2 separate regions of the Homo sapiens genome follow, and region 1 is linked to region 2. Evidence: chromatin loops called from intact Hi-C (ENCODE). Cell type or tissue: Caco-2. All regions are shown on one strand.

What was found. Peaks named below come from ENCODE experiments on the same cell type or tissue, not always from the same donor. Only the 100,000 strongest peaks of a DNase experiment are listed, where the experiment ranks them.
Region 1: it touches region 2 in a loop (5-fold over the local background); 1 of 110 quality-filtered maps calls a loop at or near these places.

Annotation. Positions count from the first base shown.
Region 1 is chr6:3,567,157-3,571,156 of GRCh38, reverse strand. No RefSeq gene overlaps it. Among named protein-coding and RNA genes, the nearest start is that of SLC22A23, 110 kb to the right of the region's middle. RefSeq lists an enhancer at 2,069-2,571. In Caco-2, no CTCF peak of the experiment used is centred here; a DNase peak (open chromatin) is centred at 2,176.
Region 2 is chr6:3,663,359-3,667,358 of GRCh38, reverse strand. It overlaps LOC100507336 (a long non-coding RNA gene), which reads left to right. Exons shown (of 4, transcript NR_187650.1): 2 at 3,454-3,699. Among named protein-coding and RNA genes, the nearest start is that of PXDC1, 86 kb to the left of the region's middle. In Caco-2, no CTCF peak of the experiment used is centred here; a DNase peak (open chromatin) is centred at 2,418; H3K4me3 peaks cover 437 bases.

The sequences.
Region 1 (4,000 bases), 96 kb after region 2:
AGCATATCCATCGGCTTGGTGGAGCCGAGCCAGGGCAGGCAGGACACCTGCCTAGGCACATCAAGAAAAGGGTGGCTGCATCTGCCCCTCTGTCATTCATCTACTACAGAGAAAAACAAGGCAGTCCTTCCTGGTCCTAGGGTGGCTATATAGCTGGGAATGGGCAGGGCTGCTTGGGGAGTTAGGGTGAAGGTAGGGAATGCTTGGGAACGTCACGCCAGGGCCCCTTTGCCAGAATTCCTCACATTAAGATGACAGATAACCAGCAACGTCACTTTCAGCAGACAGTTTCTGCGATAATGGAAGCCACAATTGTTACCATCAGATGTAATTAATCTTCAGACCAATAATGAAATGCATTGATGAGCTTGTTAGTTTCTCCATATAGTGCAATAAGAGTGTTTGAACTCAGCAGATGTTTATCTTCTGCCAGAGGACAACCCCTTCCCATTCTTCCAGAGTAGGAATAATGTGAGAACAACCCACTTCACGGTCCACACCACAGGCCAAGACGAGAGGAGGAGGGGCTCCTGCCTATGACCCAGAGGAGCAGAATGACCACCCACCCCTGAAGGGCTCGCTAACCCCTCCTCATATCAGGGGGTGAGGAGAGTGCTGCAAAGCACTTTTAAGTGCATTTTTGTGATCACTCCTTTGTCATTTCTCTATGGCAGAATCTGCCACAACGTAACCCGTGCGAATGAGTACAGGGAGATCACAGATTGCAAGGAGGGTGCTGTCAAGGCAAGGAGCTTCTCCTAGGAGACTTCCCTGCTTCATTTTATGAGAAAATAAAAGACTTGTGTTAAGAAATTGAATTACTTTTATATTTTATACTGGTGTGTTGAATATAATTTATTAAAATGCTTCTATTTCAAGAAAAGCTGAAATGAAACGTGATTCCCTAACGAATCAAATTTAGATAACTAATTTGATATTGGCAGAGGAGAATGGCCAGGAAGATGGTGTTATGTAATTTTTTTATGACAAAAAGGGCAGCAGATGTGGGTAGAGCAGGAGAGAGGAGGATCTGCAGCAGATGTGGAGGGAGAGGAGAGGGAGGGAGGGGACAAGGAGGGAGGGTGCCAGAAAGGGAAGAAGGAGGAAAGGGAGAGGGAGGGAGAGTGCAGGAGAGGAGAGAGGGAGGGAAGGGAGTGGGAGGGAGAGTGCCACAGAGGGGAGAGTGCAGGAGGGTGCCAGGGAGGCGAGAGGGGGTGCCAGGGAGGGGAGAGGGAGGGAGGATGGGAGCCAGAATTCAGGGAGGTGGGCACATGCTTGTTGCCCCTTGAGCACTCTTGATGTCCAAAGATGAATGCTGTGTGTTTACAATGTCTAGAATTTCTTTTCTAGGCTGGAAACTTCAGCGAACAAAGATTTTAATGAGCAGAAAGCTGAAGACCTGAACTGATCTTAAAACTTCTACTGTGGTGCCCTTCAAACCATTCTCCACACTTCAGCAAGAAGGATCCTATAAAAACCCAAATGTTATCCCCATATCCTTACTCTACTTAAAACTTCACTTTTCTCAGAACATAGCCCCATCATGAAGCAACGCATGACTCTGTGTGTGTGTGTGTGTGTAGATAAATGAAGCAAAAGTATGATTTGATTTGAATGATTAGGAAAAGTTGCACCATTTTCAGTGTCTTTAATTTTTCTTTCTCCTTTGACGCTTGAGGCCTTAAGGAGAACATCTTTTCTAATTGTTTCTGACGTACTATATGATGTTTATAATAGTCTCTTATTAATTAAATGCAGGTCTCAGCCGTATACGCGGCTCACCACGACTGAGTCTGCACACTGGAAAGCGCTGAGCACAGGGTCTGGAGCACAGTGTGTCTTTAATAAATGTCAGCTTCCTTTCCCTTACTTTCTCCTGACAAATATTATGACTTTGTTTTATTGAAAGTAGACATCTCAGAATACAAGAATATCATCCATTTTGAGAAATGGAGCAGAGCTTCCTTTGCAGTCGGCTGTATTGAATGAGATGACCAGTGTCTGCCTTTGTTGATAAGAGAGTAGGTGCTGCAGTTCAAGGTGCCCCGGCCTCTCTTGACCCCTTTAAAAGGTTTCCTGATGTTTACCCCAGTGATTTAGACAGGTAGCCAAGAGCGATTTCTGAGCAACAAAGAACTGTCCTGTCAAGGGGCTTATTGCCTGTTCACTGCTTTCTAATAAAACATCCAGTGTGGAGGCTTAGATGCCCTGAGGTACAGAGAGAGAATTCCCCTTATAAGGGAAAGGACTCTGCTGATAAACAGCAGGGTCAAAAGAATGCCAGCTCACGGATTCAAGCTTCATCAGAGGCCTCCTGGACAGCCTCACCCTGTGGACATGGTTGTTGTTCTGTTGCTTACTGAGGATGTGTTTCCCAATTTTATACAGGAGTGGACGAGCTCAGATGTACAATGCACTTCCACCCTGTGAGCCTGGATTACATATAGCAAGGCCATGTTGCAGAGCCCTCGCCAGGTTGGGAGCCTCAGACTCGTGAATTCAGCACAATGGGACTGCCAATTACCCATATGGGATGCTGAAACACCCAGGAGCTCAGACCCAGAGCAGGCTTGGCAGCCCCTCCCCTGGGTGGCCACTACCCAGCCTGCCTGCCTCCCCCGAGGGGGCACTGGTGGCCATCTGGCAGCTCCCTCTGAGCTGTCACCCAGTCTGTTTTGTCTTTTGTCTGGATGTGACATGACAACGTGTTAATTAAAAGGTAGTTAAGCCAAAATGAAAAGGCAATCCAAAACCTGGGGAAATATTATAATTCATATGAGAAAAAAGACAACTCAATAAAGAAAGAAAGTACAATGAACACACATAAGCAGTTATTAAAAAGGAGTACAAATAAATGGCCAATAGCATATTTTTAAGATAATCAACCTCACTAATAATCAGAGAAATTCACACTGAAACAAGATCCTTGGGAGTAGAACAGAAGAGGTTAAGTATTGCAGGAGACTGACAGATGACAAAGACAGAAAACACAGAGTGGTCCTGGGTGTGGCAGCCAGTGACCAACTACCACTGGAGAGAGTGGAGAGCTATGGCTTTTCTAAAAGGAAATGGGCAGCATGTTTTTAAAATGCAGACACAGTAGGACCCATAAATTACACTTCTAGGAATTTATCTTAAAGAAGCAACTGGACAAGTGTGCAAAACATAACAACACAGCCACATATGCCTCAGTCTTGGTTACAACCGTGGAAATGAGAAGAGCACACATATCTAGTAGGGAATCAGTTAAATAAAGCGTGTTAGATAATATACCAATGCAATAAAATTATATATTATGAGAAACATGAAGCGCTTTGATGTAGAAATATGTTCATAATATACTCAGAGAAAAAAGCCATTATGAAACTCCATATTTCATTGAATACTACACACCATCAATGATAAGATACACACTACATTATGTACCACTAAGGGGAGAAAAGGTTTGCACTTACATAACAGGCCAGCTATAAGGAAACAAATTAGTCAAGGTGCCCCTAAAACTCCTTCACCTTCCTTCAGAGTGCAACACTTTTGAATAGTGTTTGTGTTTAGCAGTGTTGCTGTTCATGCTTTTCCATGTAGTATGGTCTCTGTATCAGCAAGAGCCTTGGTCATAGCGTAGTTCTTAAAAGGGTGCTCAGTGTTTTCTTCTGAGATTGATTCCCATTTTCCAAGTTCTGATGTGTAGCTGAGAGGATGACAACGACTATAAGGGCCACAGCAATTGTAAACTCGGTCCCACTTTCAGTGGTGTGGAAATGTGAAAATAATACGTGAATTTCAGAATCATTCAATGATCACAGTGAATATAGTATAGCCACTCCCGTGTGATCAATTTGGACAGCCTTTGTCTTGTCCCCAGTTACTGGGAGGAAGCCTCTAAATCCTTGGAATTTCCCCAGTGATACGATTGTCTTTGTTACTTATGGTGGGCCCTGATAGTTTATGCTAATGAGGTGATCTGGGGGCCCCTAGATAGTTTAAGTTAAGGAGATGG
Region 2 (4,000 bases):
TCCAGTTATTTCTTTATTTCTGCTTAACTTTGAGTTTAACTTGCTCTTCTTGTTCTAACTTCTTAATGTGGAAACTTAGATCATGATTTTGAACCTTTTTTCCTTTCTAACATAGGCTTTTAAAGCTATAAAATTCCCTCTCCATACTGCATTAGCTGCATCCCAGAAATGTTGATGTCTTGTGTTTTCATATCATCCAGTTAGAAGTTACTTTCTAGTTTCATTTGTGATTTTCCCTTTGACCCGTGGGTTCCTTAGATGGGTTTTTAATTTCCAGGTATTTGGGAGGATAATCTGGATATTTTATTACTGATCCCTGATTAAATTCTATGGTAGTCAGAGACCATATCTTGTAAAATTTCAAGCTTTGGACGATTTTTAAGACTTATTTAATCAACCAGTATAGAGTCTGGGTTAGAAAACATTCTATGTGCACTTGAAAGAAATGAATATGTATTCTATACAGTATAGTGTTTTGTACATATTGATTAGGTTAGAATAGTTGATAATGTTGGTAAAATCTATTTCCTTACTGATTTTTTAAAAAACCTGATTTGTTCTATCAATAGTAGAAGGGAGTTGTCAAATTTCATAGCACAACCCTGGAACTTTCTATTTCTCCTTTTATTTTTTATCAGTTTTTCCTTCATGTATTTTAACATTCAGTCACTTAAGACAGCTATGCCTCCTGATGAATTATCATTTTTATTCTTATTAGAACATGGCCTTCATGAGGTCATGGACTTCATTTGTTCTGTACAGAACAGCGCCTGACACATAAGAGATATCTGTTAGATGAATGCCCACCCACCTGATCTCATCCTCCCAAGCACCCTGTTAGGTAGTTATCACCCCATTTCATGGATGAGGAAGCAGACTTAGAGAGAGTGAGTCACTTCTCCAAGCTGCTTTCTATGTAGCTACTCCCCGCTTTTCTTTCTTCTCTCCATCTCCCTTGGGTAAGTAGTAGTTGTGAAGACTGAGCAATGGGCCCACAACAAGATTCATTTACAGCTCACAGAAGATGCAGTCTACCCTAAGTATTCCCTGCCTCATCTATGTACCTCCAATCTCTACAAAAGCATCAGGCACGGATGTTACTACTACTAGTACTACTATTCATATTACTGCCCAGTACTGTGATTCCAAGCACACTTGTAGGAATCCCCAAGGTTCCTCACAAGTTCCCTGAGCACAAACACCAGGGAGATAGTTGAGTCATTGAGCTCGTATCAAACTCCCTGGCATTGTATAAATTAACAGGAAGCGTTTACCCTTTTAAAATGGTTGGATGGTAAATAGAATGTGCATTGTGACACCAGAGACCCTTGAACATCTTGGAATCCTCTCATCTCCAACCAGAGGCTGATGCATTTTCTAGAGGCACTGGACTTCTGGGCCCTGTGGGGCCAGCAGCAACCTCTCTGATGAGTAGGCTGGGGTTGGCCAAGGCCAGGTGCTCCCAGCCCCAGAGCTCTGGGTCTTCCCCTGTAGGGCACAGTGCCTGCAATTAACACAAGCTTCTGGGAGCTCACTCCCAGAAAAAAAGACTTCTTTGAATTCTGCTCCCAGCTTAGGGTCAGCTAATGCCATCTGTGGTGGCTGGTACAGGGTGATAATCGGCTCTGAAGCCATCTCTTTGAGCCCTAGGATAGATGCCAGTCTGCACCAGAGCAGGCAGAATATCCAGGCTGCAGCCCTGCCAGGAATTGCTCTCAGGAAATAGAACACCCCCACCCCCTCTTTTCTTTTGTTTAAACTTAAACTGGGAAGATGCTGAGTTGCAGGGTTATGAGGAAGGGAGTATAGGACTGTTGCAGCTTTATATGCTGATATTTTCATTTTTTTAAATTCCTGATCATGAAAAAAGCAATACAAGAGTGATTTTTAAAATAATCACTTTGCATTCTTGTCAGAGCAATGGATTGCAAAGCGACAGTGACCCGACATTGCCTCCAAATGTTCCAGCCTCTGCCCTCCTTAGCGCCTGATCTGTCTCTGGTTGAGGCGGACTCTGCTGTTTGTCCAACATGGGGCAATGCTGGCTATTTCTCTGTAGGAATCCAAGCGCTTATTAGGAGAAGGTGGAGGGGTATGATGGGAACAGCTCCAGACGAGATGGGAGAGCTTTGGGGTAAAACCTTTATGAAGATTAGAAAGCAAGTCTCCCTCATGTTGCAAACCCCATAGTGATTTTATGGCAGCTTGGAAGAGAGGATTCCAGAGACAAATTGCTTTTGAGAGGGTGGACGCTGGGCCATACGTTTATCACTGGGCAGGTGAGTTATCTTGAAGAAAAGGATCAAGTGGAAACCAGGTCTAGCAAAACAAGCCTGACCCTTAAGTGGGGCCAGCCCTGGGAAATTCCGTGCCGTCATGCGTCGGAGCCCAGAGGCAGCGCAAGCAGTTTTCATAGAAGCCTGCGAAATCCAGACAGAGCTCACTAGCCAGATTGACTTTCCTGTTCATTTGCAGGGTAGAGTGAACGGTGTTGACATTACAAACATTCCATCTTCACTGATTTAAAGACAAGGAGTTCTGTTTACTTTCACCCTAAACAAAGAGGCTCCTTCTTGCTCAGCTGGAAGGAGCCATCCCTGAGTTGCTAAATATCACATAAATCTCATGACGTGACAGAAACCCAGGCCTCCTGGAGCTCATCACCAACTTTTTGCAACCAAGACTCCCAGTAATGCTAATTATGCAAATATCCTGCTTTCCCCACATACTGAGTGGACTTGATAAGTTTTCTTTTAATAATTTGCTGAGAATCTGCAATGCTGTAAGTACTTTATAATCATTACTTAATTTAATCCTCACAATTGTCCTCTGTAGTGAGATGAAGAAAATTGTAGTCACTAAATTTCCACCTAGGAAGAGAATTGCACTTATTTAGAAATCATGCCTTGAAAACTGCTTGGGTTAGAAGGTAGATCCCTGAACTCTCCAAGAGTAAGAACAGTGGACCTTCTGCAGGTGAAACTGGAGAAAAGGTAGATGAGAAAGAAAGAGAGCGAGAGTAAGACAGAGAGCGAGCACAAGAGAACACAGAAGGCCCCTTCCACCACCCCAAATCTTCAGCAAATTCTACATAAATCATGAAACTCTTAATGCGAGTAGATTTCTGTTTTTCTTTTTTAATTCAAAACTGTCAGGGGGCTGGGTTCTGTAGTCAGAGTCTTGTGATAAAAACAGACAGAGCGTTAGAGGACACAGGGGTGTGGTGGTCTAGGGAGCCCAAGGAGGTCAGATCTGGGAACATCCAGAGAGTGAGAGATGCTGCAGACACCACAGGGTCTGGAAGGTGTGTTTGGACGAAATTTACCCAGTCTGTGAGGCGCATGGAGGCCCTGGAAAGGCTCCGGGTCCATGTCTATGGTAGACGTTTCCTGCTGTCATGGGTCACCTGCATTTTTGAACATCCTCTCTGTGTTTGGGTCTCCCCCACCTCAGGAGTCCACCTGTCCCGAGTTGGAAGTCTGAACTCATGTTCCTGGATTCCTCCCATGCATCTTGGTGCTGGTGTGGGGCCTGAACTCAGCCAATCCGCAACACCTCCAGGAGTCTTCCTCTTAGATGCTGAGGCCACGGAGAAGGAAGCAGCACAAAGAATGAACCCTGGAGAGGGTGCCAGAGGCAGGCGGGTTCCAGCCATGTGGCGGCACAGCCTTACTGGGATAGTCTAGCTGTGTCACTCAGGTACGGTTGCTCTCTGAGAAGCCGCCAAACCCAACCCTTTCACACACACCTAGGATGATTTGAAGAGCTACCTAATAACCTTTCATAAGGTTCTGAAAGCCAGCCAGAGTGGTTGTGATCAGTAGTAATGAAGAGCCTTCTTTCACTGACATTCCACTTTTTACAGATGGGGAAGCCAGGCTCCAGCAGTTACAAAACAAGGTCCCATGACCCCTAGACCCTACTTGCAAAGCTGGGATTGACGCAAGCTCATCTAACTCCAAAACCCAAGCTCTTCCCACTGTGACAAGGGAGGGGACAA